Regions from separate parts of the Mus musculus genome. Here regions 1, 3, 4, 5, 6 and 7 are each linked to region 2. A link is a loop called in an ENCODE intact Hi-C map of the cell type or tissue named here. Cell type or tissue: left cerebral cortex. All regions are shown on one strand. Each heading gives the region's core, and the rest is flanking DNA. Links, peaks and the distances in the headings are about the cores only.

Region 1 (4,334 bases), core at 257-4,256, 96 kb after region 2:
TCTGCCACTCAATTAAACATAATTTTCAATCATGGATGCTTCCTTCTACAAACTAACTTTATCTTCATTGTTTGTGATTAAAGGTGTGTATTAAGAGCATGTCTGTATTCCAGAGGGATTAAAGGTATGTGTTAAGGGCTAAGCCACACCACATCTAGAAACAGATTTTTTTTTTCAATAAATAACACAATCTCCAGGCTCAAATATCTTTCAAAAGTGCTTTATACCTTGACTTATTTGGGACATCTCTCAAATTTAGAGTGATACACTAAATGTATCATTCATGTCCTGTAAAAACTTATCTCTCAAGTTCCTTTTAAAATGATTCCTTAAAGTGGAACTCAGAATTCTAAGGTGCCGTGATTTCTAGTGGGAATGTCAGAAAGGCCCTCCCATCTTAGCACCTGTTTTCCTGTTCTAGAATCTCTATCCTGAATGCACATACAGACCCATGCAGAATCACGTTAGAACATAGATTCTGACTCAGCAATGCCTCCGTTGGGTAATATGGTGCTTTTGCTCCACGGACTTGACTTTAAGGAGCAAGGACTGGGAGAGCTAAATACAGTTAGGAAAAATTGCGGGTTTTAGCTCTCGGTCAGAGGTCCCTGATACCTCCCAGATCCTTGGTTACCAGACGAAACTTTGTGCAGTGGTTTGGGATTTGGCATAATTTTATTTCTGAAGGTCACTCTTTATGCTTGGCAGAATCCCCAAGCCGAAAGGTCCCCCTTCTAGCCCAGGTCCCATTGACAGAAAGCGAGTGATCATCCAGAATTCTGCATGTTCCTCTGCGTCCATTCCTGCTGAGGTCAAGGCTCTGTATTTTGATGGGGCTCTACCAGTCAGTGCCCTGAGGAAATGCTTGCTCAAGACCGGGGCAGGCTGCCTGGTAAATGTATGTTTAAGACAAGCTTTTAATAGAGACTCACTTTTAAATAGTAACCAGGAACAAGACTCTCTTCTCTTAACAGGAATCCATTTATAGGACTCAGCTGTTGAGGCTCAAGGGTAGCATTAGGCTTAAGTTTAATCTTCTGTATACTGTAATTTACAGCAGCAAGGAAAGCACTGTATGTACAACTGTTTCAGTCATTCGCCGTGATAAATAGCTATCGCTCCTGGCGAAACAGAAAATGTGATCTCCACTTCCCACTTATGAATATTGAATTGGCCCCAGCAGGCGTATGCTGCACAGGTTTAATGGGGGCATTCCCTGATCGGTGAGAAGGTCTCCTGGCCCCAACTGTCACTTTGCTGCCACGAACACCAAGTTGGTCTCTATCCAGGTGACAGTGGTGTGGTACATGTATGTTCCTGGTGAACCTTACAAAGTACTTGTGTTGATCTTAAGTGGAAAGCTGGTTAAAGGTGGCAGCTTTACACTGGGTGCTATTAGAGATGTTGTTACTGAGGTAGGGAGCCACCCATAGGGATCAGAGGATTGTCTTGGGTGATTATCTGATGCAGGAAAAAGAAAAGAAGTGTGATTGTGTTGAATTCCTGAAGGATATCAATCAGGGAAACGGAAATGAATGGGTGCAAAAGAGAGGTGAGATAAAGGGGAGCCACTCTTGGGAACCCAGAACCTAATGTAACCTCTACCAAATTCCTCTCAGTTCAGATATTTCATTGTCTGCTGATGGGCTGGCACATAATATGTATTTAGGTACGACACCCAGGTGGAATGGCCTTCTTTACCCAGCAATTCACTCTTTTTCCCCCCAAAAGAAAGCAGTCTTTCCTTACTCCCCAAAGAAACGGATAGAAGTCCCTAGGTTGCAGTCTTTGATTGTCTCTCATTTTCCGAGCACTCATGATGGGCTAGACACCATGCCGGATGGTGAGATGAAGAGTGCAGAGCACATGCGAGCTGTGCTGCTGTCTGCGTCTGACGCTGTGACATAGATGCTGTCTCCCATGGTCACACTCCCTGGTGCCACCTCTCAGCAGTGTCTCCCTGCAAATAGCTCCCTCTGAAAACAGCCATGAGCCACTTGTGTGCTTGCTGCTGCCTTTGGCAGTGGAGTGTCTGTCAACCTTTAGGGGGCCCTTACATTGCCACAGCATCTCGCTGTGTGTACACAAGCACTGTCCCACAGTCTGCGCATTTGGGCTTACAGAGAAACGCAGGGAGTAGCACCCCTGGGAGTGGTAGCTTTACAGATTTCGAAGCTCCAAGAGAAAACAACAAGAAAATGCAAAACAGAGACTAAGGTCACAGGATTGGAACTGAGGCTAGCATCCGACTCTGTATTTGTAGCAGAGGACAGCCTTGCTAGGCATCAATGGGAGGGAAGGTCCTTGGTCCTATGAAGGCTCAATAGATGCCACATTGTAGGGGAATCTAGGGTGGGGAGGGGAGAGTGGGTGGGTGGGTGGAAGAACACCCTCATAGAAGCAGGAGGGGGGAATGAGATAGGGGGTTTCTAGGAGGTGGGGGGAAACCGGGTAAGGGAATAACACTTGAAATGTAAATAAATTGAAGAAAAAAAAAAGAAAGAACTGAGGCTAGAATTCCCATCGCACTGTCTCCAGGAACAAAATGCACACCAATAGCAAAACCAATGTGCTCACAACTGGCTTAGGGAAGTTTTCACATTCACAGTTTCTAATGCAGGACTTTCTAATGCAACAAAGTAACCCATTCTCTGGCTTATGCATCAGTCCTTCACCGGAAATCTGAGCTCTCCGTAGTAGCTATTGGAAAAACACTCCCTGCGAGTGAGACTGAAGGAAGCTCTTGGCCTGCATAGAGGTTGTGCTCTATCCCTTCATTTCCTAGCCTGAAGATTCCATCAGAACCAAAGTTACGGTCATTTTAGCAGGCACTCCAGGCCATTGGTTATGTTCTGCGTGCGAGTAAATTCTTTTGCCACGCTGATTAGCGAGGAAGGCGGGGAGATGAGAGAAAGATGCAAACTGAAATGCCAAGTGAGTGCTTTGTGCATGGGAACCTACTGAGGAGAAGGGGTTCGGAGAAAGTGTTTGGAGAGGCATCAGCAGCCCTGCCAGCAGAGAAAGCTGCTAGTTAGTATTCGGAAGCCCCAGCACAAACACAGATCCATCTCCATCTCCATCTCCATCTCCATCTCCATCTCCATCTCCATCTCCATCTCCTCCATCTCCACAACACTTATTCCCAGGCCTCAGATGAGTTTGCTAAGCAGGAAGTTAGGAGGAAGCAGTCCAGGGAGAGAATTGGTTATGACAGAGGGGACTCTGCCATTTGAGCCTCTGTGACCTTGCTGGAGCCTCCTGCCTCTGTTTGCCCATTTGTGGAATGGGCGCTGTGATTCTGCTCCACGGCTATTATTAGAAATGATAAATTTGAAGTTGCCTTGGCATGTAGCTTGTGCTAAAAATATGCCTTGCTGCCGCGCTCGCGGAGGCATCTTTAGATGAAATATATAATGAGGTTAGACGGGAAACATCGGTTGCTGGCTGCAGGAGCACGGGCAGAGACTGGCGGTGGGAAGGGAGGGTCCAGATGCTGGGCTGCGGAGAGCGAACAGAGCCTATCTATGGGGCTGTCTCTGGCTGCATGGTAGAGTGCTCAAACAAACACAAAATGACATTCTGCAGTCCAGCCTGAATGTAGGAATAGGAGCCTGGGGGTGAGTGCCTTTTTCACACTAAAGGCTCTGTATTGAAGCCCAGCATCCCGGGCTTCTAGAGGGTTGAGAGGAGTGTCAGGGGAGACGCAAGCCAGCCAGTGTTCCTCAGGGCGCCAGCTGCAGTGTCTGAAGGGCATTAGGTTACAGAGTCAGGCACAGGGTTGGGAAAGAGCTTGACTCTCCAGCTACAATGCTTGGGCTTGATTTAGCCTCTGATGTTCCTAAGTGAGTTCTGCCAGTCCTTCAGCCTTTCTGTGCCTCAGTTGTCTCATCTATAATATGGGACTAATATAGAACCTGACCCATAGAGGTATTCTGAAAGACAGAGTAAGTGCTTAGAAGAAGGGCTGGTTTGGGGACACATGAGCACAGTGAGGCCTTTGTATGGCCTGGTGGGTTAGCACTCGTGGTAGAGGTTGATACACAGGTAATGTGACTAATTGAAACACATCTCTAGAGGCTTAAGATATGCAAGGTTTTCTAGGCAGCCCCCACCGATTTTAGATTTTTTTTTTTGACTGTATATAAGTACAAGCATCATGTTATTTCTGACGGTGGGAAGGACACGGCTGCATCTGGAATGATAAGCAGCCTCCATGACCCACTGGTTGCCTAGAGAAGAGCGGTGTGAGAACTGTTTTGCTCAGATGGACCATACTGAAACTGCAATGGACTGTCTTCTTGTTTCAAGAATGTTAGAAGATTAGGGGTGCCTGT
Region 2 (4,334 bases), core at 131-4,130:
ACTAAGTCCGAGCCACAGGGAGTACAGAACTCTTTTGCACATCCTAGGAGACAGGAGTCTGTTGACTCTGCCAGGAGCAAGGGGACTGGAAAGCAGAGGACACATTCCCATGGAGGTTGCCCTGCCCTGCCAGAATGCAAATGTCCTGGGTTCCTTCAGTTCTACTTATCAAAAAGAGTCTGTTCATCATGCCCGGCTCATTCATGGCTGGGCTCTAGTGCTATCCATTAACAAAGAGCTGAAATCCCTCCAACTGGTATTCCTAGGTGGCGAGGAGGATTTCTGATGTTAGTCCTGTTTCTAATCTATCACCAGAAGTGAGGTAGGAAAAATAAACAACATGGTCCAACCAGCAAGGTGGGTGGTACACTTGCCTTCCAGGTGCTGAGAAATCTTAGAGAAAAACGAATGGTGTAGGTAGCAAAGTCCTCACAAATTGAGATGCTCAGAGAAATTTAGCAAGAGTGGCAGATGGGATAGATGGATTCATTTAAGTCGAAGTCTATTAAGCAATTTTGGGGACATGTTTGAATGGAACATGTTGGTTTTTTCCTAGCTGCCTCCAGCTAGCTCCCAATGATGGTCCTAGTAGGACACAAGACGTTACACAGCTAAGCCACACCATCGACCCACATATGCTTACATTCACCCAAGGTTCTGCATGGTCCCCTTTTCTAGGCAAGACCAGACCTCAGCTTACTATAAGATCTTCCCAATTTCTAATATGCAGAGCAGATTCCGTTTTCTTGGTGACACATTTTTTCTGAACACTCTTAGCTCATTTCAACTTCCGCCAAGGAACTGGCCCTGCCGTGAAAGTCCATACCCTTGCCACACTGGTCTGGGGTCACTGTACACATGCCTAGCTTCCCTGAAGAGCTAAGCATGATCGTTCTCCAGCTGCAGCTCTGTGAAGACCAGGATGGATCTCCCTCTCTCTCTGACCCTGGGCAACCGGTCCATGAGAAACAATGTTATTTAAAAAGATGCATGGGTGAAGTAATGTCAGGTACAGCGCCTGGCTCATCTAAGATGTCAAGGTCTGAGAAATATTTCCCAAACCACAAGTATTTAAAGTAAGGTAATTCCTTACCCACTGGCACCTTAGTTAGGTAGCAATTCATCCAAACCTGAGAATTATCCATGTCCCATAGAGGCAGGCCCACTCGCGCACACACATCACAGCTGAAAACAAGCCTCCAGAGGTTCCTTCCCCGCCCCCATCCTAATGCAGGTTTTGAGGTTCATGGTGCTGAGTGCCAGGACATTCCAGCCCCACCAGAATACAGCCCAGAATTAAGCAACGCTTCAGTGTGGAGCAGAAGGGCTCCCGGGGACAGCAGTGGTAAGAATGGAAGGATGCTTCACAAATAGAAAAGTTATTGATTACGGGGGTAAGGGTGTCTTTACAGTTTAGGGAATTCCTAGTAAGCAAACAATTCTAAAGAGGTAACAGAAGGTTAAGGTCTCATTTACCAGCCCCTAGGGTCAGAAGAGACATCTCAAAGCGCCACGCGTCTACACACCTGGCAGTCAGGTTCTCCGGTGATGCGAAGTCCTCTGGCCAACCTGCTTGCTCTGTGCAAGTGCTGGGTCTGAGGGAGGGGCTTAGCATCACCCAAGAGCCTTGAGCTCGCTCAGTCTCTGGTGTGCGCGGAGCAAAGTCTCCGCAGTGGCTCTACCAGCTGGGACACACAACCATCGCACAGATCCCCGGGAACGCCAGAGACAAAATGATTTTGGAATTTTGCCTGCTATGAAACCAAGGATGGGATGATCACTCCCCTTGCCCCCACTCACCGGTTTCTCGGAGTTATGTCCATTTCCCCTTTGCTTCTGACTCCTGAAGGCATCTGCGAAGAGACCGGATTCCAAGGCTCACCGAGAGAGGAGACAGGGTGAAGTGGATGGTAGCTGGGAGGTGTACTCTCTAGAGTCCCTGCTCTACCCTGAGGGATAAGGATGGAGGGGTGCAAAACAGCCGATTTCGTTCCCACTAAGCCTCCGGGATCCTTCTGGGACGTCGCATGGTGGGTGACTGGGACTCTGGGAGGAAGAGACTTGCAGCGAGCAAAACTTTCGGTCCTCCAGCGGCGACTGGACGAAAGAACCTGTGCTTCTTCCCGGGGTCGCGCCAGGGTTGCTGGCTGGACAGGGCGGCGGGGCGCAGCATCCTGGCGCGAGGCGACCCTGCCCGGCTGAACCGGCGGCGCACTCAGGCTCTGCTCTCAGCCTGCCGGACTCCGCGCTCTCCCGAGCCCCGCGCACACGGCGCCTCTCTGGCGCCCCCAGCGGCTGCACGCAGCACAGCAGGGCCGGGCAGGGCCGAGCGCGCCCCGCCTCCCGCCTCCTCCGCCGCCCTCCTCCCCCTCTCAGAACACTCAATGTCGGAACGTTCCGAAGATGACGTCGGAGCGTTCTCGAATCCCGTGTCTCTCGGCTGCTGCTGCCGAAGGAACAGGGAAAAAGCAACAAGAAGGAACAGCAATGGCGACACTGCACCGCAAAGTGCCCAGTCCGGAGGCGTTTCTGGGCAAACCCTGGTCCTCCTGGATCGACGCCGCCAAATTACACTGCTCCGACAGTAAGAACCCCACCGCCTGTACCTCCTTTTATTATCCTGTAACCTTTCCATTCACCTAGAGCCACTGGGAAAAAGTGTGTGTGTGAGAGAGAGTGGCCCCCGGCGTCCTCCATGCTTCTCTCTCTCTCTCTAAATAAATACACACAGACACAGACCATCAGAGCACAGAGAGGCCCGGCTGCCAGCAAAGCTGTCTGTCTGTCTGTGCCTGGCTCTCCGGGGCAGGCAGCCTGCGGGGTGGGCTTTCGCAGCCCCACGGTGGTGTCTGTTTAAAAGGCGACTCTGTTGCTGCTTGCATAGTTTTTTTTTTCCTTTCCTTTTTTGGGGGTACCTATCTGGGCCAGGTAGATGGAAAGCCAGACTCGGGAGAAAATGTTGCATTGTCAAATTTTGCAAGATTTTCAGATACAGTATTTAGATCGATCTGTTTGTCAATAAACACTCTCCCTCCCCCCTTGACTTTGGCATCCCCCCTTTTTTCCTCATTTTCTTTTTTCCTTTTCTTTTTCATCTGCAGATGTAGATTTAGAAGAGGCTGGAAAAGAGGGTGGCAAAAGCAGGGAGGTTATGAGGCTTAATAAAGAAGGTAAGTGGAGCTCTTGGCATGTTAGTGTTAGCTTGTGTGGCAGAGTCTTCACAGGCTTTGGAATATAATGTGAATTGTTCTGTTGGGTACAGAGTGACTAAGGCTTGTCAGAAATTGAGCACGCCCAGGTGACTACTGCTTCACTGTTAACTTCCTTCTTCGAAGTATAAATACAACTTGGGGGGGGGGTCTTTCAGTGTGGGGGAGGCTGTGGAAGGCAGAAGTTTACTGCACTCCGCTGGAGTCCACATTGGTCTCTGCCATTCTCCTTGGAGCACCATTGGCCAATGGTGGTGGTGGGGTTTGAAATCCCTGAGTGAGGAGGCATGGGGCTCCCTTCACAAGCATTCCAGCCTCCCTTGTATGTAAATTCACAAGTTTTAATGAACCCCACATGGTCGGTCATTCCGGCAGCTTCTCCACTCTCACTGAAAACCGTTGCACATGGCAAGCCTTGGCTGCAAGTAGCATTTTGTTACTTGTTGCTGGTCACGGTCACAGACTGTAGGCAGTGACCAGGGTTAGGGGTTATCAATATGTGCAGATCTTTGGCCTGCACTCTGACCCCTCCCCCCACAAATCTGTGCTTCCCAGCATGAAAATATGATACCTGAAAGGGGACACATTGAACAGACAATGACCCCAGATCTGGCATGTGAGTGAAGCCATTATGTCAGGCCTGGGCACACCATACACCTTTGGTTGTTGTAAATCAGTGATCCTTGTTTGCAAGCCTGCCATTGGTCACTCTGGCCTCTGGCTTCAAATGGAGCCACACTGGAGGACCTACTTTGTGCTTAAAGAAAGGATGGGTTCGTTTGAATTGTGATGCACTATCTGGAGTCTTGTATGGAGAACTGGCCGAAATTGGTGGTGGGAAGGAGTCATGGAGGGGCCAGAGGAATTGATGGGGGTTGTCAAAAAAGTTCAGACGTAACTTGACAGTAGGAGCATTTTCTCATCCGCGGCGAGTGGAGAAAAGCCATTCGAGTCTGCAGCCTAGTCCACTGGTGAAAGGGGGTGTTGCCCGCAGAGGTGGATGAGACCTGCTTGGAAAGTTGGGACTTGCGGACTCACACCAAGAATTGCCGATTTTCAGTGCCACACTATTTCCTGACCGTCCAGTAAGACGAATCGCTTGTGTTTCAGGAAAGAACGTGGACA
Region 3 (4,334 bases), core at 83-4,082, 74 kb after region 2:
GAACTCAGCCTAGGAAGAAAGCCAATGCCGTGGTGGCCACCTGTTATGAGCAGAGGCAGAAAATTAGTTTGGAGCTCTGGGTTTTCTGACCTCATCCCTCGAAGCCTGGGCTCAACCAGCTGACCAAGAGCCTTAGGAACATAACCATAACTCAGCAAACCAAGGCAAAGAAGTGTCACTCGGTCCTCCAGCTGTGTGTTCCAGTAACACAAAGCCCACGTTCTTCGGGGACCAGAGAGAAAGCGAGGTGCAAGTCAGAATTACAGCGAGTCTCTGGGGGAGCAGATTTTAAAGCTCTCCCCAGAATTATTCCTGTATTTTCATGATCACACATAGCCACAGTATCTTAAGCAGGACGCCCCCATCGGACGATGTCTGTGCGGACCGTTTTCTTTTTTTCTTTTCTTTTCTTTTTTTCTTGGTTTTTCGAGACAGGATTTCTCTGTATAGCCCTGGCTGTCCTGGAACTCACTTTGTAGACCAGGCTGGCCTCGAACTCAGAAATCCGCCTGCCTCTGCCTCCTGAGTGCTGGGATTAAAGGCATGTGCCACCACCACCTGGCTGAGGACCATTTTCTAGTGCTTGCCAGCTAGCTTCTTACTACTGTATTCTCACTTGGCAGGAAGAGAGCAAGGGCTCCCTGGAGCCTCATTTATGAGGGTACAAATCCCAGCCTCGAGGTCTCTACATCTTGTGATATAATTGCCTCTCAAAGGTCCCACCTTCCAATACCATGTCAGGATTTCAGTGTGGAGCATTCAGAGATGGGGGCAGTAAGCCTTCAGTTGTAATCTGTTCCTGGGATGGTTGTAAGTCCGCTGTTGAGCGCTTCTCCAACCTGCCTGAGACAAGTTTGATCTCCAGAACAAACAAGCCCAGCACAGCTTCTTCCTCCTTCTTCCGACTTTACCTTGTGTGAGGAGCCTTGCCGTTTTCAGTGAGTTAATAAGGGTGCCATTGTGCTAAGTGCTGGGCAGCGTGCCAAGCGCTTTGCATATCTTTGAAAACACAACCCTTTCAGCAGCCCTGTGGAGTGGGTGTGAATGTTACACCCATTTCGGAGTTGAGGAAGCCTGAGCTGAAGAGGTTGGGTGCTGTGTCCAAAGTCTCAAAGCAAGACAGAAGAGAGCCTGGTTTCGAGTGCAGGTGGCTTCTCAGAGCGAGGGAAGTGCCTACATAGCCCATTGTCCCTCACAGCCTGTCCATGGGAAGCCCCATGCAAACTATGACTGTATATGGAAAGTGGCCATTGAGGGAGAAAACTTGGCGGGGCCTCAAGCCCCACCCACTAGGCCTTATCTAACTCCCCCAAGCCCGCTACCAGAGCTCTCTAGTATCACTTGAAATGTGTTCATGTAGTGGAAATAACAGGCTTTGGAGATAATGCGAAAATGATTCAGGCTTTCCCTCGATGTCTGCATGATTTGGGGCTGTGACACTTGGAGTCCATTTCCTCTTCCTCCTCCTCCCTTCATGGTGTCTTTCTTCGTTGCCCACAATGGGTGGACAGTTGGGGAGAATTCCTTCATCCTGATGTCCATAAACCTTTGTTCACGTGCCACCTCCTAGCCTGCAGTTGTCTGTCAGTGCTAGGAATATCCTTTGCACTTCTGCATGCCTGGTACCCTCAGATGCTTTACAAAGGGGAAAAGCACTATCTTGGATACAAGCCGACAGTCATGATCTTGGTGTATAGGTCATTCAATCTAGTCTTTTATTATTATTATTAAGATTTATTTATTATGTATACAGTGTTCTGCCTGCATTTATGCCTGCAAGCCAAGAGAGGGCACCAGACTTCATTATAGATGGTTGTGAGCCACCATATGGTTGCTGGGAATTGAACTCAGGACCTCTGGGAGAGCAGTCAGTGCGCTTAACCACTGAGCCATCTCTCCAGCCCAGGTCATTGAGTCTAAATTGAAAAATAAAAAGTGTGCTTGTGTCTTTGCGTGTGTGTGTGTGTGTGTGTTTCTGGGTATGCACACATGGCTGTGGTTGTGTGTCCTTGTCAGAAACTGGTAGATGAAAACCATTTCTTATTCAGTACTCACATCTGATATATGCTTGTCATACCAGTTTCAGCATAAGGGCTGATACTCAAAGAACACCAGACACAAGGAGAGGATTGGAATTTTCAGTCCCACTGGACTAGGGCTAGAGATGGTACTAATCACCAAAGCCCAGTGCATTGAATCAGTGCACGATGGCACCTCTACAACCCCCCTGGGGGGCAGAACTGAGATAGTCTGAGAGGGTCCATGCAGTCACAGGCCAGGGGTACAGCCATTTCTACAACACAGAAGCACCTGTGCTCAGCACCCCCTGACTTCACCCTGCACATTTCTACATGCTAGTATGATGCTCTGCCACATCTTTTATGACACCATATGAAAAAAATAAAATGGCATCAAAGGGAACTCATTGAGTTTTGGAGGTTAAATCCTGACTCATACTTGCTAGTGTGCAGCCTTGGGTTAATTGCCCTACCTTTCTTTTCGAGCCTGGTTCTCCCCACCTATGAAGTAGGAATGCCAGCTTCTACTCTGCAAAACTACTGTGAGGAAAGGAAAAAGAAATGTATACTTTGCTGGCATGGAGTAAGGAAATAAAGGTTAGCTTTTATTGTCAATAAAATGGGGCCCTTTTTTTTATGAAGTTGAAAGTTTCTTATGAAAAATGGGAAAACCACTTTAGCCAAGTGCTTCCTGTCTTCGCTCCTGCTGTCTCCAGGGATGCCACTCTGAGGTCAGCCCGTGGCTCACGCCTGTGATTCACTGCAGTTTCCTAGCCTTGGAGACAGGAATAGTCTGCCTGAGTGTGATTACATCTGCTGGGAGCCTCGAGGCTTGCACTTTGCAAATATTGGTTTACATTCTCATTAGGCCCTGGTGTCAGTTCTGTAGAAATGCCACGAAGCACCCGTATATCTCCGGGTCCCCTAACAAGAGCCATTGTGTCTCACAGGAGTACTGCAATACCCAGGACTAGCCTCCATTTCTCTGCTGCTAGCACTGGGACCCAAGGGTGCCTCAGACGTAGATAATGGGGATGGCCACTGCTCCAGAGTGTCCCACGCATGGTATGGGTTTGGTGTCATGCTTGGGTCACCCACCCTCAGGGTCTGTCCAGTGTTTTCAGTCAGCGACTCAGAGGTCAGTGATTCCAAGGGGTTTAAATCTCCACAGGTGATGCACTGGGATAATAGGAAGAAGGAAACAGAAACAATTCACTTGGCTTTGGGATTATAATTCCTCTCAGCAGCCTGCTCTGTCTGTCTAGGCTGTCCAGCCCCAGCTGTGGCTTGGTGGGAGAGGGTACAGGTTGAGCGGAGCTTTTCTAATATCAGCGTTTCTAGATTTATATTCCAGCTTTGACCCTTATCAGCTGTGTGAGGTCGGCAGGTTGCTCTGCCTACTCTGCCTTTCTCTACGTTGGTTTCCTTATTCCTCAGCTGGGTTAGTAGTTTATCTTACGTAGCGCCCTTGATGACTGAAGGGTGAGTGCTTGCACATGGATAGTACAGAGATGGAACAAAGTTTGCTCTTTAAAAACTGTTTTTCTGGGGCTGGGGAGATACCTCAGTCCGTTAAGTGTTCGCTATTCAAGCATGAAGACCAGGGTTTGATCCCAGAACCCACGTGAAAGAGCTGTCTATAGGAATGTCAGCTGTAATCCCAGGGCCATGGAGACAAAGACAGGTGGAGCTCTGCAGCCCTTTAGCCAGCCAGCCTAGCCTGTTCAAAGAACTTTATGTCAATTGAGAGACCCCGTGTAAAAAAATAAGACAAAATAAGGTGGACAACTCTTGAGAAAAACACCCAAGGTTGACATCTGGCCTTCACACAGTATGTGCGCGGGCGCGCGTGCGCGCGCGCGCGCGCACACACACACACACACACACACACACACACACACACACGATGATGATGATGATGATGATGATATAAACTGCCATTGAGTGAGAAGCCTCAGAGGTCTCTAATGAAGTTACTGCCCAACGAATTTTCACTTGTAACCATTGCAGAGGGAGAGGGAGGCCTTGGTGATGTCACTGTGGCAGGGCTGTGGTGGCTCTAACCTATACCGAGAGAGAGAGAGAGAGAGAGAGAGAGAGAGAGAGAGAGAGAGAGAGAGAGAAGAGAGAGCTATGTGAGAGAGAGAGAGAGAGAGAGAGAGAGGAGAGAGCTCTGTGTGTGTGTGTGAGAGAGAGAGAGAGAGAGAGAGAGGAGAGAGCTCTGTGTGTGTGTGAGAGAGAGAGAGGAGAGAGCTCTGTGTGTGTGTGTGAGAGAGAGAGGAGAGAGAGAGAGAGAGAGAGGAGAGAGAGAGAGAG
Region 4 (4,334 bases), core at 99-4,098, 87 kb before region 2:
ATTGCAAAGGGCTGGTACATCTCTCAGCTCTAATAAGCCTGGAGCATCCTTGCCACGCAGAGACTGGGAAGTACCAGCGGAGGGAGAAGTCCCTAAAACTGGAATCTAGGAACTAGGAGTACTGTGTGCAAAGGGCTACCTTACAAGAACTGAGCCCCTCAGAACACGAAGGGTGCAGGGTTGAAAGGGGGGCAGTTGATAAACCATCCCCAGCCTCACTCTTCCCCTTTTTATGAAAGCTCCCCCATTGGTCACGAGAAGATGGTCTGCAAAGAAGGGGCATAGGGTGAGGCACATGGTGGATCTGAAATGTGTCCAGACAGACTGAGAGCCACAACACAGTTCCCCTAGCACTGAGTAGAGCATGAAAGTTGTGAAAAAGGGTAAGCTGGTCAAATGAGCATAATAGCTATTGATAAGCCCGGATGGTCTTTGTCAAGGCTCTTTGCCTTTAGCATGGCCATGCTATGTATTAAATCTGCCCCAAATCACCAGGAGCAAACCCGGAAAAAAAGCAGTCAAAGATAGCCCAAGAGACTCTGCCAATAAGGTCATCAAAACAGAGGCCAGTTCTGATACTCAGTTTCACTTCAGATGCAGGGCACTCTGCCCACAAAGGGTCTTTGCTGAGATGCACTCCACCCCCAAACTGACCCCATTCAGACTTCCAGGGACTGGCTAGCAAAAAAACATGGAACTCAAGCTATTATGGAAGAATTCCCAATTGTGTGGCTTTTTGATAAAATAGCAGCAAAATGAGCAAGGGTATGTTCTGTGTGTATCCAGAGAGTCTGATACCTCCTTCTGACCTCTGTAGGAAACCAGGTAGGCATGTAGTGCACAGCCATATATTCAGGCAAAACACTAACATACATAAAATAAAAATAAACAATTATTAAAAGGCTTTACTTTAAACTGATTGTGAATTAACTGTGAGTCAAAGAACAAGTGAAAATAATATAACTCATGTCTCAGATACATTCTGTATTTCCCCTCCACATGTATGCAATTAAGTCGTGTCAGGTGAATTAGATTTTTGTTTCGTTTTACCCACTGACTTGTTTTGATTTATTCATATTATATACTGAGATTTCTTTGGGAGTGCTTGGTTACTAATTCTGACTCTCCAGCATCTATTACAAGTGCTAACAGCACCATTTCACCCCTGGCAGTAGTAAGTAAAGAAAAGACACAGTCCAGAGAGGGCCTGTGGTGCAAATGGAACAAAATTAAAAAGCTGTAAAAACAGGTGGAAAGTGAAGGAGAAATAATGAGGAGGGATGGAAATGGGTAAGGAATAACAAAACGATCTTTGAAGGAAATGGGACACCTCAAATCGGCTTGTAGAGAGTCAGTCCCCAATGCCATGCCTTATCAGAGAATCCATGGGTCAAGCACCACCCAAGAGGGGATACATTCCAACTGGTGACTACCTGAAAGTGAGCTTTCTGCATGTTGCAGGGTTGTCATTGATGTCTTCCACAATGAAGGTTATCTGCATGCGGTTCTCCTGACCCCCAGAGGGCCTGTCTCTCACTCGAACTTCCAGAGAAATGATGGGATTCTGTCTCAGTTCGCCTGCATCTCGATCTAGCCTTCGGGCCACTTGGATTGTCCCTGTCACTAAGGAGGCAAAGATTAGAAGACAATGGAGAACACAGGAAAAGACTGTGCCAGAATGATGATCAGCTTGCACCGGGAATAGCCCCTCTACAGACATGTCGTGTGTTTCTGGGTTTGATGTTTATTGGAACACCTGACCTGATCTTTCTCTAAAGCTACACTTTACAGTTCAGGGTTGGGCCCTGAGTACAGCACTGTCCACTGCTGACAGAACTGGTGGGTAGCTGACTTCAATTTGATCCACTGGATTCTCTATTGGAGAATCTGTTGCTAAGAAACACACATCGGAGAGTGAGTGAGCTACAGTTGGAGCTGCAGGCAAAAGCCCAGAACTTGAGCTGCTGAGGTCCTCTGCCCTGATTATCTGACTCTTTCTTATGAGATGTGCCTCTTCCTCCCCTCTCCCCTCCCCTCTCCCCTCTCCCCTCTCCCCTCTCCCCTCTCCCCTCTCCCCTCTCCCCTCTCCCCTCTCCCCTCTCCCCTCTCCCCTCTCCCCTCTCCCTTCTCCTCCTCTCCTATCTTCTCTTCCTTTCTACTGTCTTGTGCTTAGCTAGATTTGCTGTCACTTTTATTACTTGGAACCAGAGTCTTAGTTTAAATACTCAGAAAAAAGGTGTGGGAAGTTCGGAGGTAGAGTGTTTGCCTAGCATAGATGAGGTCCTGGGTTGAATCCCCAGCACTGTGGTGTGTGTGTGTGTGTGTGTGTGTGTGTGTGTGTGTGTGTGTGTCACTGGGCAGTGGTGGTTCATGCCTTTAATCCTAGTACTCAGGTAGCTCTCTGAGTTTGAGGCCAGCCTGGTTTACAGAGCAGGTTTCAGGTCAGCCAGTGCTATAAAGAAAAACTCTGTCTCAAGAAACCAAAACCAAACAAACAAACAAACAAAAAGAAACTCACCACAAAATATAATTTTCTTTATATCCTTAAGTCTTCATTTTTACACAGATGGTGACATGTGCATTCTATTTACAGGGGTTGCACCTTAATCATAATGGCAGTTAAGAAGAATATTTTCATATTTCCCATAAAGGTGAAAGGTAACCCAGCTGCTCACACACAGACCTCCTCAGACCACCATTTTGGTGGGTGTCTGCTGCCTTTAACACGCCCTTTCCCTGACAAGTAAGGGTGAACCTAGATAGAAAGGCCTGAGGGAAGAGAAAGCATTGTAAAACCCACTCAACATTCACATTCGAGGATGCAGGAGAGGCTACTGTGCATGACTCACGCTGGTCTACCATGAAATAGCTGCTGGTGGTAGTGATGCTGTAGAGGAGGCGGCCAGGAAAACCCTCATCATCAGGATCCATTGCTGTGATGTTCGCCACCATGGTTCCTAGAGGCACTTCTTCTGGGACAGAGTACACTCTCCTGGGGCTGAAACAGAAACACTGCAGCCGTGGCTAATTTGCAGGGCAGGGGAGGGTGCAGACTGGGTGGTAGGTATTTTGGTGTGCGCTAAATATAGCACCGCACGGCTTGTGCTGCATCAACATGCAGAGAGAACACAGCAGCTGAGAGGAGGGGTGACTGCTGTCTGTATTTCACATCCTTGCGGATGCAAAGAAGAATGCCAGGCCATTACAGCAGCAATTTAGGTGGTCACAGCCGCTGCCTGCCTGCCTGCCTGATGCCTGTCCTATCCTTAACATCCTCTCACATAAAGACACTTCCTCTACCCAGTCAGCTTCTCTCCTCCCAGTTTCTGTTCAAAAGGTGTCTGGATTCTTTTTAAAAACCCATCTGGACAAGATGTTCAGAGCCTCAGGCTTCTTAATTTGTGCTTGAGTCCCTTCCTGTGGATGATGCCAGAAGCCCAGTTTTGTGTCTTCTCTAGAATCTCTGGTCTTTGTTTCATCCCCTCCCCCCTCCCCTCCCCCTCCCCCCTCCTCCTCCCCCTTCGTTGTTGTCAACTTCTTCGTCTTCTTTCTTCTTCTTCTTCTTCTTCTTCTTCTTCTTCTTCTTCTTCTTCTTCTTCTTCTTCCTCTTCCTCTTCCTCTTCCTCTTCCTCTTCCTCTTCCTCTTCCTCTTCCTCTTCCTCTTCCTCTTCCTCTTCCTCTCCTCCTCCTCCTCCTCCTCCTCCTCCTCCTTCGCCTGAGGATACAACTCTTCCACATGGAACCTGGGCATCTTTCCAGATGGCATTCCCCATGAGGCCAGCTCTCTAAGCCTCTGGCAGTTAGAAGTCATCACACTGTTCTCCAAGGGGCACTGTGCATATTATAACTCCACGTGCCTGCTTACTGACCTTTCTCAGGCTCCAAGCTTTTGTAAAAGGTCAGAAGTGAGATTATTTCAGGGGTGCAGAGTCACCTTTAATTTTCCTGTCTTAAGGTGCCACTTTCCCATGCCCTCCTTGAAGGAAGGCAATCTTCATCTCTGCTCTAAATGGCTGCCTTCATGTAGGGGGGGCCTCGGATCATTTAGCTGCCCCTGACTCACCACAGCTGTCCCATAGGGAGGGCCAGAGAAAACAGACACAAGAGAGAGCCTCAGGCTGGATTAAGAGAGAAGCAGAGACAATCTGTAGCCAGGACCTCACACTAGCCTACCCCATGGGCTCTGCCCTGAATCCTGGGCCCAATATTATGCGTGAGGAGGGTTCTTCCACCATGTATTTCATTGTTAGGGAGGAGCATGCTCACTTTGTCCAAAAGGTGGCTCCAATGCTTGGGCCTCCTTGCCCAGTGTCCCCCAGAGTCTGTGACTTTGG
Region 5 (4,334 bases), core at 71-4,070, 130 kb after region 2:
GGTGGTTCCCTGTCTCCCTTTTCAGTCATTACCCTCTACTTGCCCTCCTAACCTGGCTAGCCCCACTTTGTGCTTTTACAGTTAACAGCAGACATGCTGAGGGTGAAGATGCTCCCCTGGACTGTGACAGTGGCCACCACCGGGGACTGCTCAGGGATTCCCCCCACCCTCCCCTCTTTCTCAACCTTCCTGGCTCCCTCGCTGCTTCAGTCCTGGCCTCATAGAAGGTGAAACTGAATCTTGTCTTTCTGGTTTCCTATAATCACTTGACTAATTCTGGGTGGTGCCCAGGAGCTCAGAATTCAGACCCCAGATTGCAGCTTACAGTTCAGATAAGAACTTCTGGAAAATGCCCTGCCCAACTGTGGACACAGAGATGGGACACAATACTTGGACTTTCTGGCCTGCCCAGGTGTCCTCTAGCTGCTTAGCAGGAAGAGAGAGAGGAGATTCCTGATAAAGACTCAGAAGTCAACCTCTGATGTGACCTGCCATTTGTTAATGTAGTCATTCCTTTAAAAGGAGTTAGTAAAACGAGAATTCTATGTTTATTCTATGATTGTTTATAAAACTCTGATTTTAGCTCTTACTGCTTCCCATCTTAACCGAATTGGTGAGCTATTTAGTTGACATTAGCATTCCATACTTGTAAATCTTGTTAAATCATTAAGTTGGTTAATGGTTCAACTTCTGATTTTAAAATAGTAATATTCATCCTGGTGTGGTGGCATGTGCCTTTGATCCCAGCATGCAGGAGGCAGTGGCAGGCCAATCTCAGTGACTTCAAGGCCAGCCTGATCTACTGAGTGAGTTTCAGGCCAGCCTGATCTACTGAGTGAGTTCCAGGCCAGCCTGATCTACTGAGTGAGCTTCAGGCCAGCCTGATCTACTGAGTGAGTTCCAGGCCAGCCTGATCTACTGAGTGAGCTCCAGGCCAACCTAATTTACTGAGTGAGGTCCAGGCCAGCATGATCTACTGAGTGAGTCCCAGGCCAGCCTGATCTACTGAGTTCCAGGATTGCCAGAATGATGTACAGAGACCCTATTTGTGAAAACCCAAAATAAATAAAAATAAATAAGTAATATTCTTAATGTCATACAAAATTTTTGCAGATTAACGAGGAAATGGGGGATGTATTAATTAAAGAATGGGCATGAGTAGACAGTTCACAAGAGATCAAATTCAAGTGGCCAATTAACATGAAAAATGTTCAACCGTACTGGTAATCAAGAACAAAAATTAAAACAAGCACAGAGCATTTTTCATGTAACAAAGTGGTGAGTGTGTGTGACTTACTGTTACCCAATTTTTATCAAGATGTAATCCAGACTCTAACAAGCCCGCGGGTATGTAGATAGGGCTCCCTGTCTGTTGGATCTGTGGCCTGGTATTTATATAAAATATAAACAGATTCTGGGTGGTGGTACATGCTATTAGTCCCAGCACTTGGCAGGCAGAGGCAGGCAGATATCTATGAGTTTGGGGCCAGCATGGTCTACAAAGTGAGCTCCAGGACAGCCAAGGCTACACAAAGAAACTCTATCTCAAAAATTAAAAATAAAAACCAAATGAATAAATAATAAACAGAAACGTATGTATGAGATTGTGTCTAGAAGCCGGCTCTGGTGGCCCTGTCTGTAATCTCAGTACTCGAAAGGCTGAGGCAGCAGGTGCACTAGAGTTTAAAGCCAGACTGCAATAAAAATTAGACTGTTTTGTTTTTAAGTGTGCTATAGATTTATCCCTCGTAGCAAAGCTTGCAAACAATCTCCGTGCTCACTTATACCAAGAAATGTCTAAAATAATATTTTAAAAACATAAACATAACACAAAAATGTCCATGATGTAATGTGATAGAGGTAGAAGGTGATTACTCCATACAATCACACTTATTTTTATGTTAGTTATGTGTATGCACATTTGTTTTTTTGACGGCATGTGTTGCGACACACCAAATGTGTAGTACCTGACAAGGCCAGAAGGGGGCACCAGATTCCCCTGGAACTGGAGTTGCACAGGGTCTTGAGCTGCTGTGTGCATACTGGGAATTGAACCCTGGTTTTCTGCAAGAACACCCAGTGCTGAGCCATTGCTCCAGCCCTGAATCACATTTTTAAGATTATGTGCATATTTTAAAAAACTTGTTGAGACTTGGCCTCATGTAGCCAAGAGCAAACATCTGATCCCTTTTGCCTGAGATTCCAAGTTTGTAACCACACAATTTATATGGTGTTGGGTTAAAGAGGAACCATGGTGGATACTCTTGGTAGGTGTCCCATGCTTAACTAATTTTTTTGTATAGCCTAGGACCACTTACCCAAGAATGGTGCAGTCTAGAGTGACCTAGCTCCAATTACATATGTTAATAATCAAGATATCTACACATATATATTAATCTGATGTAGGCATTGTTCTCCTTTTTCTCCTTCCCTCTCTTCCTCTCTTTCTTCCCTCTTCATTGCCCCCACCACCACCACCACCACCACACACACACACACACACACACACACTCTGATAAGGTCTCACTATATACCTCTGGCTAGTCTGGAACTCGCTATCTAGACTGGCTGACCTCTAATTCAGAGATCCACCTGCCTTTGCCTCCCTAGTTCTGGGATTAAAGGCCTATGCCACCATGTCTGGCTTAATCTTCCCTTCTCAGATGACCAGGCTGTGCCAAGTTGACAGTTAAGGCTAACCAAGACTGATCAACCCAGGACTCTGTGCACGTTAGGCGAGCACTAACAAGTAAAATAGAGTTCCAGGACCAGCAATGTATATAGACAGACAGACAGACACAGAGATACATAGGCAGGCAGACTCACACATACACACACACACACACACACACACACACACACACACAGAGAGAGAGAGAGAGAGAGAGAGAGAGAGAGAGATACACAGAGACAGAGAGAAAGAGAGAGAGACATACACACATAGACAGACACACACACACAGATACACAGAGACAGAAAGAGAGAGACAGACAGACAGACAGACACATACACACATAGACACATACACAGACACAGAGATACATAGACTCACACACATAGATACACAGAGAGAGACAGACACATACACACATAGACAGACACACACACACAGAGACACACACACACAATAGTGTGGGGACTGGGTGAGTTTTGTTTTCTTTCTCACCACATCTGAAATTTCTAAATCTCTGTTCTACACTTGATGTTTTTATAATTTAAGTCGGTGCCAGAGTTAAGGTATTTCAGGACCGGTCATATGCTGGTTTGATTGTTTTATTTTTCTAAGCCAGCATCTAAAAGGATCAGAAAACAGCCAGGCTCTATTGGAGACAGTCTGTCTTTTGGGGAGTCTCCAAACGCCGAAAATAATAATGAGAAAGCGACATCTGTACAGGCCTCCGTTCCGCCACCTACATCCTTTTATTGAAATTTCTCCTCACAGAGATGAAGGGTAACTACTGGCTTGCCCCAGTGGGATTTTTATTTATATAATGAAAGCTCGCATTACATTTTTTTATCTTAAAAAAAATCCTTTCACTTCTTCCCGCACCCCTTCCCCCGATGGAAAAGCAGACTTCATGGTGCCATCTGAGAATAAGGTTAGCTTCAGATGATTCAGGTGTATTCTAAGAACCTAAGAACCCAGAGTCTTACCTCTTCCTATGTCCCTTTCATTCTTTTACCCTTATTATTCAGTTTAGGGGGAGGTTATGTGTGTGTGTGTGTGTGTGTGTGTGTGTGTGTGTGTGTGCATGTGTCTGTCTGTCTGTCTATATATATCTCTCTCTGTGTCTGTGTGTGTGTGTCTATGTGTGTGTGTGTCTCTCTATGTCTGTCTGAGTTTGTGTATATCTGTGTGTGTATGTGTGTTGTGTATGTGTCTGTCTGTCTCTCTGTATCTGTGTATCTGTCTCTCTGTGTGTGTATATGTGTCTGTCTATGTGTGTGTCTCTCTGTGCGTATCTGTCTCTGGGTATGTATGTGTACTTGTTTCTCTCTGTGTATGTATGTCTGTGTGTCTGTCTCTATGTGTGTGTATGTATGTGTGTGTGTATGTCTGTGTGTATCTGTCTTTCTGTGTGTTTGTGTGTGCCTTTATGTCTATCTATGTGTCTGTGTCTCTCTGTGTCTATCTGTGTGCATTTGTCTGTGTGTGTGTGTCTATCTATGTGTATGTCTACGTCTCTGTGTGTGTGTGTGTGTATGTGTGCACGCTGAAAAGTGAATCCAGGCCATTGGTCACATTAGACTTGTGTTTTCCCTTCCCCTGCCTGTGTCTGGTCAGGATGGTCCCACCACTGCAAGCAGTAGCCCAGCTTCAATGGGGCTGGAGG
Region 6 (4,334 bases), core at 202-4,201, 190 kb after region 2:
CATTGCAGGAGGCTTTGGTCACCAGCATTACAAGAAAGAAAGAGGAAGAGGAAAGGGGGGAGAAAGAGGAAGACAGAGTCCCCAAGCCATTAAATCTGTCTTCTTTGAACTGCCTTAATCCTTCCCCTGCAGCTCTCTGAGCACTCTCCTCTAGTTTACCTGCCTGTTGGAGATCACCCCTGAGGAAGGCAGAAGCGACAGAGCCCCTGGCTGATGTTCCTGTAGGCCACAATGACACAGGGAGATGGGCAAATGATTTAGTCCCTGAGCAGAAGATAACTGGGAATGTGCCCACAGTCCCAGCACATGAACCCATGATCCCAGCGCTCAGAATGCTGAGGCGGAGTGGGGATGACCCCATCTCAAGAAAGAGAGAGGAAACAATGGTTGTTTGGTCTTTTGAGCCACATTGACCATTTTGTCCTTTATTATGAACCTCCGCTCTGCCAGGGACCAGGCTCTGGCAGAGTGACTGCCAGCCAGGATAACTTTGTCACCTGCTGTCCCTTCCCACCACAGCCAGCCCTGGTGAATAGATAGTTGATGTTGGCTGATGTGGGCAAGAGGCAGGGGAGAGATGGGAAGAGGTTTTCCTCCCATGGATGGCTTGTTGCCTTCTCCTTGGGCCTTATCAACCTGCACGTGTGTGTTGAATGCTAAATGTGCTCCACTATTAAAAATGCAGGAGATGAGCCTGCTGTTCCAGAAGGAAAATGAGCCAAAGCAGAAGAAAAAGCAGCAGGCTCCTGGCCTCCCTGTGCACACCCTACCGCACGGTGGGGGAGGGGCTCCCTCTTTCCAGACGGCCCCTCCCAAAATGCTTGGAAATGGGAGGTGAGTCTTCTGGGAGAGAGGGGACATGTGGGAGTTCATGTGCCCTGGATGTCTTCCCGGTGTTTTATGGAGAGGACCCAGCCAGATGCCTGTGGGAGAGACCTGGGGCTTAGCTCTTCTAGCCTGGTGCTGGCATGAATCAGGGGTTGGTTCCCAGAAGCCATAGGGAGTCATATTGGGGTGTCCATGCAGGCTGTGAAATCTTTGCCTTCCCAGTACATGCTCTCCCTACACACACACACACACACACACACACACACACACACACACACACTCATATACACTCGTGTACACACTCAAACATGCACACACACTTGCATACACACTCACACACATGCACATGCATACACAGACACACACACATGCACTCATATACACTTACATACACACACCAACATGCACACACACATGCATGCACATGCATTCATATACACTTACATACACATGCCAACATGCACACACACTTGCATACACATGCACATGCATACACACAGACACACACACACACTCATATACACTTGCATACACACACAAACATGTACACACACTTTCATACACATCATACACACAGACACAGACACACAGTCACAGACACACACACACACACACACACACACACACACACACACACACGCTCACTGTGCTGCACAGAACTCGTCAGTGGCTTTCGATTGTTTGCCTACAGAGACAGAAGCATATGAATGAAAAGGAATGAATGGGAATGTTTGTTCTAAATGTGTTTGTTCTTCTCTGAAGTAAATGGGAGCAGCTGGTCACAGAGTCCCTGGCCATTTCCTTGCTGTGTTTAGGGTTCTCCTTAAAGGGAGAGCCTGGGCATGGGATGCCAGGGCCATTTCGGGTGTCTCCTCTCAACACTCCCTGACAGGGACATGGAAGACGTTCTTTAAGGAATCCCCATTTCTCTCCTGGGTCCGAATTGGCACTAGGGCTCGAGGAGACTTTCATGCTCTGGCCCTGGTACCCAGGTAACAGGCTCTCTGAAAGGACATCTTACAGCTCCAGCAGTGGGAGCCAGTGACCTCTGGTGGCCAGAAAGGGAAGTGTTCCCACTTGCTGCTCCTGAGACTAGCCAGCTCTAAGCCATTGCCAGGGACTAACTCACTCTTCCGGACTCCACTTAACCCCAAGTCCCTAGCCCCGCCTTCAGTGGCCTTCATGCTGTCTCTGAAATGATGTGAATCTTGATGACCAGCCGTCTCGTTCTTAGTTACGGGGGCAATGCACTGAGCATTTGATAAGGTCTGAAGCTGTCCTTGAGACCTTGAGACCGCAGCCCACAGCTGTTCCCAAGGGCAGCGTGTGCAGCATCTGATGCCCTACTGCATTCAGACCACTCTTTAGCTTGCTGATTCTCCCACAGTCCTAGGGTACTAGGGCTCTCCAGGAATACTTAGCACCCCTTGGTCTCCTGGTGGGGCTGGGGAGCCCTTTCTAAGCTCCACACCCTTAGAAGTCCAGAATAAGAGAAAACTGTGGAGAACAGGGCCTCCTTCATCCCACTGAACAGCCTAGAGGTGTACAGATAGCCTCCCCCAGAAGACAAGGTGCCCTGGACCCTCAGAGTCCCCATGCTGCCGAAGTGCAGGAATTGTCTGATGTTAGTAGGCTGGGCTTCCTGCTTACTCCTCTGGCAGAAAGCCCCATCCACATCTAAGCTGTAGTGACTCACCCAACCTTGGCAGTGCCTAAGGACTGAGATGCAGGATGCGGAGCCCTGGACAGGGGGTCTCTGAGTATGGAATGGCTTGTTCCCTTCTTCCATTTTTGTCTCTCCACTGTAGTCCCAGGATTGGTCTTCTCTGGGTGAGTTTGGAAGCCACCTGCTCCCACCTGTCTGTTGCCTCCCACTCTGTCCACTGCAACCGATAAGGACAGAAGGGACAAAGGGTTTCTGACAGTGAACCACGGCTTACACCTCAGGAGGGCCCATGAGAGAGTGAATGGCGTGGTTCTCTCTCTTCTGTTTCACTTCAACCTTGAGGCTGTGCTTCGCACCTAAGAGACCCTCTGGGCCCATTACCTCATCCAATTGTTCCAAATGTCATGTCTTCCTTTCACTGATAAGGAAACTTAGGCAGGCCTGTGGGGCTGAGATATGATAGTCAGGTCTGTCCCACCGAGGAAGGAGGGAAGAACTAAAACCCAGGCTTGCTCACTAGCCAAGCCCTCATCTTGTTACCCCTCACAAGGACAGAAGTCTGTAGGAGCTCGCTGAGACCCTAAGGCTAGGGAGCTGCATGCTTTATGCCCTCACCAGAAAGTATCCAGCCACAGGAAAGACAGGATTCAGGGGTGGGACACCTCCACAGTCAGTGAATTTGCCAGAACCTTTTATGTTATTTGCTTCTGATCATTTTGTGTGTCTGGAGAATGTTGTGTGTGTGTGTGTGTGTTCACGTGAGTGCGTGTACTTGTGGAAGCCAAAGTCAGGGGTTATCAGGTAGCATCCACATGCTTCGTTTTTGTCTTGAGACAAGGTCTCTTATTGGCCTGAGACTCACCAAGCAGGCTATGCTGATTGGCTAGTGAGTCCCACTGATCCTGTTCCAAGTTGTCCTGCAGTAGGATCACAGGCATGTTCCACCACACCCACCCTTACACTGTGCCTGCTAGATGTCAAATGTAGGCCCTCAGACTTACACAGCAAGCACTTTATCAACTGGGCTCTCTCCCCAGCCCCTGCCTCTGACCCCTTTCTACAATTCATCAAAGTCAGCTTATCCAAGCTCCCGTGTTCACCCACACACCACACCCCTAACTTGTCTCAGGGAGGAAATCTCATATGTGCCCTCCTTTATGACTTTGCAATGGAGTTAAGAGGCTAAGCTTTGCAGCCCATGGTGAAGATTACTAGTGACGATGTTGTCCCCTTCTTGGCCAACGGTGGGCCTTTGACGCGCTTTCCCACACGTTCTGTGTACCGCCAACCACTCTGCTGCCAGGACCACTCACCCCCAGCAGCCGTGTGGTGTGCCCGCATTTCTCAGTTTACCGAGAGCGTGTTGTGTGGGAGAGGGTCCAGGCCACGCAGAGAGGGGTGGCGCACAGTGTTGATATTTTCCCTTCTCTGCCTTAAGATAGTATTAGATCAGCCCAGTAGATGTTCTTATCTACACGCCCTGTGGTTAGAAATCTTCTGCTATGGTTTGCTAAAGGTATTTACAAGCTGGCTTCTTGAACATTCTCCCAGATGCCTCAAAAGCAGGGTAGAGGAGGACTACCCATTCATCAGGGTGTATGCGGTACCCACTATATCTGTCGTGGCAGGGCAGGATTCTGTGGCTGTTCCTTCTACCCATTCTTCGTGACCCCTTGATTCTTAAACCTGCCAGTCTGTCCCTAGTATTTGTTCAGCTTCAAGGATTCCAATTAGAAATAATTTTCTGGTGGCAGCCTTTCCCCAACCCCTCAGTATATCTCCAAGTGCCAAGTAGAATTCCGACTCCAGGAGTAATGTTAAAAGATCTAAATTCCTTTTT
Region 7 (4,334 bases), core at 75-4,074, 190 kb before region 2:
ACAGGTTAAGAATCCAGCCTATCGTAATTCCTGAGACTACAATAATAGACAGAGAAAGCCACCACCACCACCACCACCACCACCCCCACCACCACCACCACCCTGAGAAATGCCTTAATCCCAGCACTCGGGAGGGAGGCAGAGGCAAGTGGACATCTGTGAATTTAAGGCCAACCAAGGCTACAGAGTGAGATCCTATCTCAAAAGAAAAAATAAAACAAGAAACAGGTTGAGATTATATCACCCAGGCTGGACCAACTTCAATTCCTGGACTCCACTAAAGAAAAGAAAAAACTATTTGTAATGATCCTCTTTCCTCAGTCTACTGAATAGCTGGAACTAAGGCAGATCTTGGAATACATTTGTCCCTGGGGCACTACCTGTACTAATAAGTGCGTTAAGACTATTATTTTAAATGTTCCTTTTGATGCTCATTTCCCTACAAATTAGCATAGACATTGAGAATGGAGCAATTTGGCTACCTTGAGCACAATAACTATGTGCTTAATAACAAATATCTTGGACATCTCATGGACACCCTGAGATAATTATGCAAAAACTGTAGCTGACTGCTCTGCTTCTTAAAGGCACAGTGCCATCCAGAGCTGTTTGAAAAAGTTTATCTAAGTTTTTTTTGCTTCCTCAATGCCCACTCTAGATGACCCTGGAATCATTCCCACAGTGACCTGACATGGAACCCTTCCTTTGGGGGTCTAGTGTTTTTTTTTTATTACGTATTTTCCTCAATTACATTTCCAATGCTATCCCAAAAGTCCCCCACACCCCCCCCACCACTCCCCTACCCACCCACTCCCCCTTTTTGGCCCTGGCGTTCCCCTGTACTGGGGCATATAAAGTTTGCGTGTCCAATGGGCCTCTCTTTCCAGTGATGGCCGACTAGGCCATCTTTTGATACATATGCAGCTAGAGTCAAGAGCTCCGGGGTACTGGTTAGTTCATAATGTTGTTCCACCTATAGGGCTGCAGATCCCTTTAGCGCCTTGGGTACTTTCTCTAGCTCCTCCATTGGGGGCCCTGTGATCCATCCAATAGCTGACTGTGAGCATCCACTTCTGTGTTTGCTAGGCCCCGGCATAGTCTCACAAGAGACAGCTACATCTGGGTCCTTTCGATAAAATCTTGCTAGTGTATGCAATGGTGTCAGCGTTTGGAAGCTGATTATGGGCTGGATCCCTGGATATGGCAGTCTCTAGATAGTCCATCCTTTCGTCTCAGCTCCAAACTTTGTCTCTGTAACTCCTTCCATGGGTGTTTTGTTCCCAATTCTGAGGAGGGGCATAGTGTCCTCACTTCAGTCTTCATTCTTCTTGAGTTTCATGTGTTTAGCAAATTGTATCTTATATCTCGGGTATACTAAGTTTCTGGGCTAATATCCACTTATCAGTGAGTACAGGGGGTCTAGCGTTAAGAGACAAATCTGTGATTAGCTCAGAGTGTTGGGTATAATTTATTTAAAACAAACAGTTGTGCTTGTCCAGTGTTGGTAGGTATAGTCCTTAGGCTACATCAGAGGACGTTCAGGCTCACTCAGTGTGCTGAGTCAGGATACTCTGGTGTTGTAAGCTCCTCTGGTATTGCAGCCTTACCCCCCCCCCCCCACACACACACACACACACAACTGCTCTTAGGTGGTCTTGCCTACTTTTAGTAGTGCAGGATAAGATGACACAGAACAGAAAGCAGCAGAGACTGGAAAGCAGTGGCGGCAAAATGGCACACACAGAAGTAGCAGGTACCCTGTGTCTAAGGCGGCAGAAGTGAACAGTCCTAGCAGCTGAGGTAGAGAGCCAAGACTAACGGATAAAACCTTATAATCAGCCAGAGAAGAGCAAGGGCAGGCCCTGGCACCACAAGAGCTCCAGATAGCTGTTAAGCCTTCAGGGCCAAAGGTCTCATCCTGGGCCAAGAGCTGCCAAGGGTTGAGGAACCCCAGTGTTCTAGACTTACAAACCGGAACATTTGTAAGGTTGAGTTATGAGGGCTGCAACACTAGAGGGTGCCACTTGCTGCTGCTTCTGTCGGGATTCAGCCACCACTCACTGCTGCCTGACAGAAATGAAGGCTACAAGAGACCAGCTCCTCACTTGCTTCCCCTGCCTATCCTTCCCACAATTCCTATCCAACTGTGCAGTCAAGCAAACCTCAGCCAGCTGCCTGGTGACAGGACTACAGGAACAAACCATGGGAGTACAAATTGTTTCAGACCTCTCAGCTCTATAAAGTTGCAAGATGAGCATTATCCCATCCTGTTAGCATCTATTTCATTTTGAAATTACATTGAATATATTTTTGGCTATTTTGTATAATTCTACTTTGAATACTTTTTCCTTTGAAGCACAGCTAAGTGATTTACTTGTGGGTTCCTATCCAACAGGTCTCAGCAGAAAATAACTTTTTTTTTTTAAGACTTAAAGAGAAATGCTGAGTGGAATACACGGAAATAAGAGTGAAGGAAGGAGGAAGTGTTAGCTTGGTAGTAACTGTTCATGGGTAGTGGTCAGTTCTAATGGAATACTCCACTGACATTTAGGAAATATAAATAAGTACCTGGGAGCTGGAACTAGGATCCTCTGTGGCAAAGATCTTCCTTCGATGTTGGTGTTATCTCACCATGCATGAAGACAGGCCACTATCCCAACCCTCCAAAAAAGGCCAGGCACAAGGAAGCCAGAGAAGAGATGTCTAGATTGGTCCCATTCTGGTGGCAGGAGGGAGTGTTCCCTAAGACAAATCATGAAAGATGAGTTAACTTGACCCCCCCCCACTCCCCCGCCCCCCCCCAAAAAAAAACGGCACGAAATACAGGCCTCGCCAAACGGGGATAGAGGTGGAGAGATGAGTTGTCCTGTGAGACCTGTCAAGCCATGATCTCAAATGGGTGGTCTTTCTCCTACTCTGGCTCCAACAACTTTGCGATGTCTGCGGAAATGTTTGGTGAATCATACGTTCAAGCACCCTTACATAAGGCAGGTTCGCCAGACGGCCGCAGTTTTGCAATAACTATGACTTTAAGGGCCCTGAACACGAGCTTTGAAGTGAGGCTTTGTCTGTGTACACACTTGACACATTTGCCCAAAAGTTCAGAGCACTGGGAAGAAAACGGGCCGTTGTGAGGGCGGGCAGTCACAGCCACAAAAGGGCATAGCAACCAGAACGCCACCGAGGTGGAGGGCCGTGCTGCGCAGGCGCAGCTGTCCCCCGACCCCACCCACCCCCGTCGCGCGCTCGCAAAGGCCGGAAAAGAGTCTGGGGCCTAGGGAGCGCGCGTGCGCGTTAGAGACAGAGCTAGGCTTTGGGGAAGGGGGCGCGGCACACGCATGGCTTCCAAAGCCAACATGGTTCGTCAGCGGTTCAGCCGGCTGAGTCAGGTGCGGCCGGGGGAGGAGCCAGCCCTTCCCAGTCCCTCCTCGGCCTGGTCTCGGCTCGCCCTCTCTGTCTCCTGGGCGCGGACTCAACGGCCGCCCGGCCCCGCCTTAAAGGCCAGGCCGTCCCGCCCCGATGCCCCTTCGTCCCCACCCCTCCGGCCCCGCCCCCAGCCCCGCCGGCTCCGCCTCCCGCTCTCGCCGCGGAGTCGCTCCGGTCTCGCCGCTCCCCTCCTCCGCCCCGCGTCCTGACTCTCTTCCCTCCTTTCCCTCAGAGGATGTCCGCCTTCCAGATCAACCTCAACCCGCTCAAGGAGCCGCTCGGCTTCATCAAGATCCTCGAGTGGGTGAGTGCAGCTTGCGACGCCGACCTCGCCCGGTCCAGCGCGGGGCGCCTTGCCGGGAGGCGGGGACGCGGTCGTGAGGGAGTCCCCCACGCTCGAAGGCCGCGGGGCGGAGATGGCGGCCGGCGTCGAGTCGAGTCGCCGGTGTGGGCGGCTTCTCCCGGCCGCCCCTAGCCGCGGAGGCGTGGAAGCTCGCTCGCTTTTTTTTCTCAGGCTCCACTGCCATCCGCAAAGGAAGACAGGATTTCCTGCTGCGGTCCAACTGATACCGACCGCCCGGAGGCCCGCGGCTTCCGCGGGCGAGGCTAGACCTGGGTTGCGCCCTTCGCTGGCGGCGGGTATGGGCTCCTGTTAAAAATAGTGTGTGTCAGAGAAGCCGAGGCAAAGCCCTTGCCCCGACGCATTAAATTGTCGGCCCATTTAACGCCTGGCCTGGACGTCGAGATTGTTTATAGCAACATCCTGCTTGGAAAGTCAGCTTTCTGCCCTTTCCTGCCAAGCAATCATTAACATCAAAGGAGACTTACAAGTTAGACCTTGTCACGTGCAGCTAGTTTATCAAGCTCTGCGATTTTCCTTCAAACTTAGCGGCCCACTATAGTTGGGT

Evidence for each region. A loop is a pair of places that touch in the nucleus more often than their neighbours do. Peaks named below come from ENCODE experiments on the same cell type or tissue, not always from the same donor. Only the 100,000 strongest peaks of a DNase experiment are listed, where the experiment ranks them.
Region 1: a loop joins it to region 2, with 2.1 times the contacts of the local background. A loop is called at or near these places in 4 of 42 quality-filtered maps.
Region 3: a loop joins it to region 2, with 2.6 times the contacts of the local background. A loop is called at or near these places in 3 of 42 quality-filtered maps.
Region 4: it touches region 2 in a loop (1.9-fold over the local background); 2 of 42 quality-filtered maps call a loop at or near these places.
Region 5: it touches region 2 in a loop (2.2-fold over the local background); 5 of 42 quality-filtered maps call a loop at or near these places.
Region 6: a loop joins it to region 2, with 6 times the contacts of the local background. A loop is called at or near these places in 11 of 42 quality-filtered maps.
Region 7: it touches region 2 in a loop (2.8-fold over the local background); 4 of 42 quality-filtered maps call a loop at or near these places.

Annotation. Positions count from the first base shown.
Region 1 is chr12:33,240,953-33,245,286 of GRCm38, forward strand. All of the region lies in intron 3 of Atxn7l1 (ataxin 7-like 1), which reads left to right. Among named protein-coding and RNA genes, the nearest start is that of Gm38649, 15 kb to the right of the region's middle. In left cerebral cortex, for the core only: no CTCF peak of the experiment used is centred there; DNase peaks (open chromatin) are centred at 1,964, 2,952 and 3,420; H3K27ac peaks cover 1,325 bases.
Region 2 is chr12:33,145,332-33,149,665 of GRCm38, forward strand. Atxn7l1 (ataxin 7-like 1) reads left to right here and starts at 1,640. Exons shown (of 11, transcript NM_001374022.1): 1 at 1,640-2,584; 2 at 3,102-3,170. The coding sequence starts at 2,404. It overlaps F730043M19Rik (RIKEN cDNA F730043M19 gene), which reads right to left and starts at 2,255. Exons shown (of 6, transcript NR_015602.3): 1 at 1,801-2,255. In left cerebral cortex, for the core only: a CTCF peak has its summit at 2,273; DNase peaks (open chromatin) are centred at 1,177, 1,838, 2,395, 3,257 and 1 more place; H3K4me3 peaks cover 3,459 bases; H3K27ac peaks cover 1,277 bases.
Region 3 is chr12:33,219,608-33,223,941 of GRCm38, forward strand. The region is part of intron 3 of Atxn7l1 (ataxin 7-like 1); the gene reads left to right. Among named protein-coding and RNA genes, the nearest start is that of Gm38649, 37 kb to the right of the region's middle. In left cerebral cortex, for the core only: a CTCF peak has its summit at 1,798 (motif pointing right); DNase peaks (open chromatin) are centred at 1,019 and 2,887; H3K27ac peaks cover 455 bases.
Region 4 is chr12:33,058,799-33,063,132 of GRCm38, forward strand. Cdhr3 (cadherin-related family member 3) reads right to left here. Exons shown (of 20, transcript NM_001024478.1): 7 at 2,850-2,998; 8 at 1,434-1,623. Among named protein-coding and RNA genes, the nearest start is that of Cdhr3, 32 kb to the right of the region's middle. In left cerebral cortex, for the core only: no CTCF peak of the experiment used is centred there; DNase peaks (open chromatin) are centred at 1,835, 2,932 and 3,043; H3K27ac peaks cover 939 bases.
Region 5 is chr12:33,279,011-33,283,344 of GRCm38, forward strand. All of the region lies in intron 3 of Atxn7l1 (ataxin 7-like 1), which reads left to right. Among named protein-coding and RNA genes, the nearest start is that of Gm38649, 23 kb to the left of the region's middle. In left cerebral cortex, for the core only: a CTCF peak has its summit at 1,980 (motif pointing right); a DNase peak (open chromatin) is centred at 1,981.
Region 6 is chr12:33,332,213-33,336,546 of GRCm38, forward strand. All of the region lies in intron 4 of Atxn7l1 (ataxin 7-like 1), which reads left to right. Among named protein-coding and RNA genes, the nearest start is that of Atxn7l1os2, 60 kb to the right of the region's middle. In left cerebral cortex, for the core only: a CTCF peak has its summit at 1,884 (motif pointing left); DNase peaks (open chromatin) are centred at 714, 1,879 and 2,473.
Region 7 is chr12:32,950,630-32,954,963 of GRCm38, forward strand. Sypl (synaptophysin-like protein) reads left to right here and starts at 3,557. Exons shown (of 5, transcript NM_198710.3): 1 at 3,557-3,730. The coding sequence starts at 3,662. It overlaps 4933406C10Rik (RIKEN cDNA 4933406C10 gene), which reads right to left and starts at 3,160. Exons shown (of 6, transcript NR_044986.1): 1 at 2,876-3,160; 2 at 2,569-2,742. In left cerebral cortex, for the core only: a CTCF peak has its summit at 2,016 (motif pointing right); DNase peaks (open chromatin) are centred at 2,053, 2,651, 3,367 and 3,773; H3K4me3 peaks cover 1,902 bases; H3K27ac peaks cover 1,975 bases.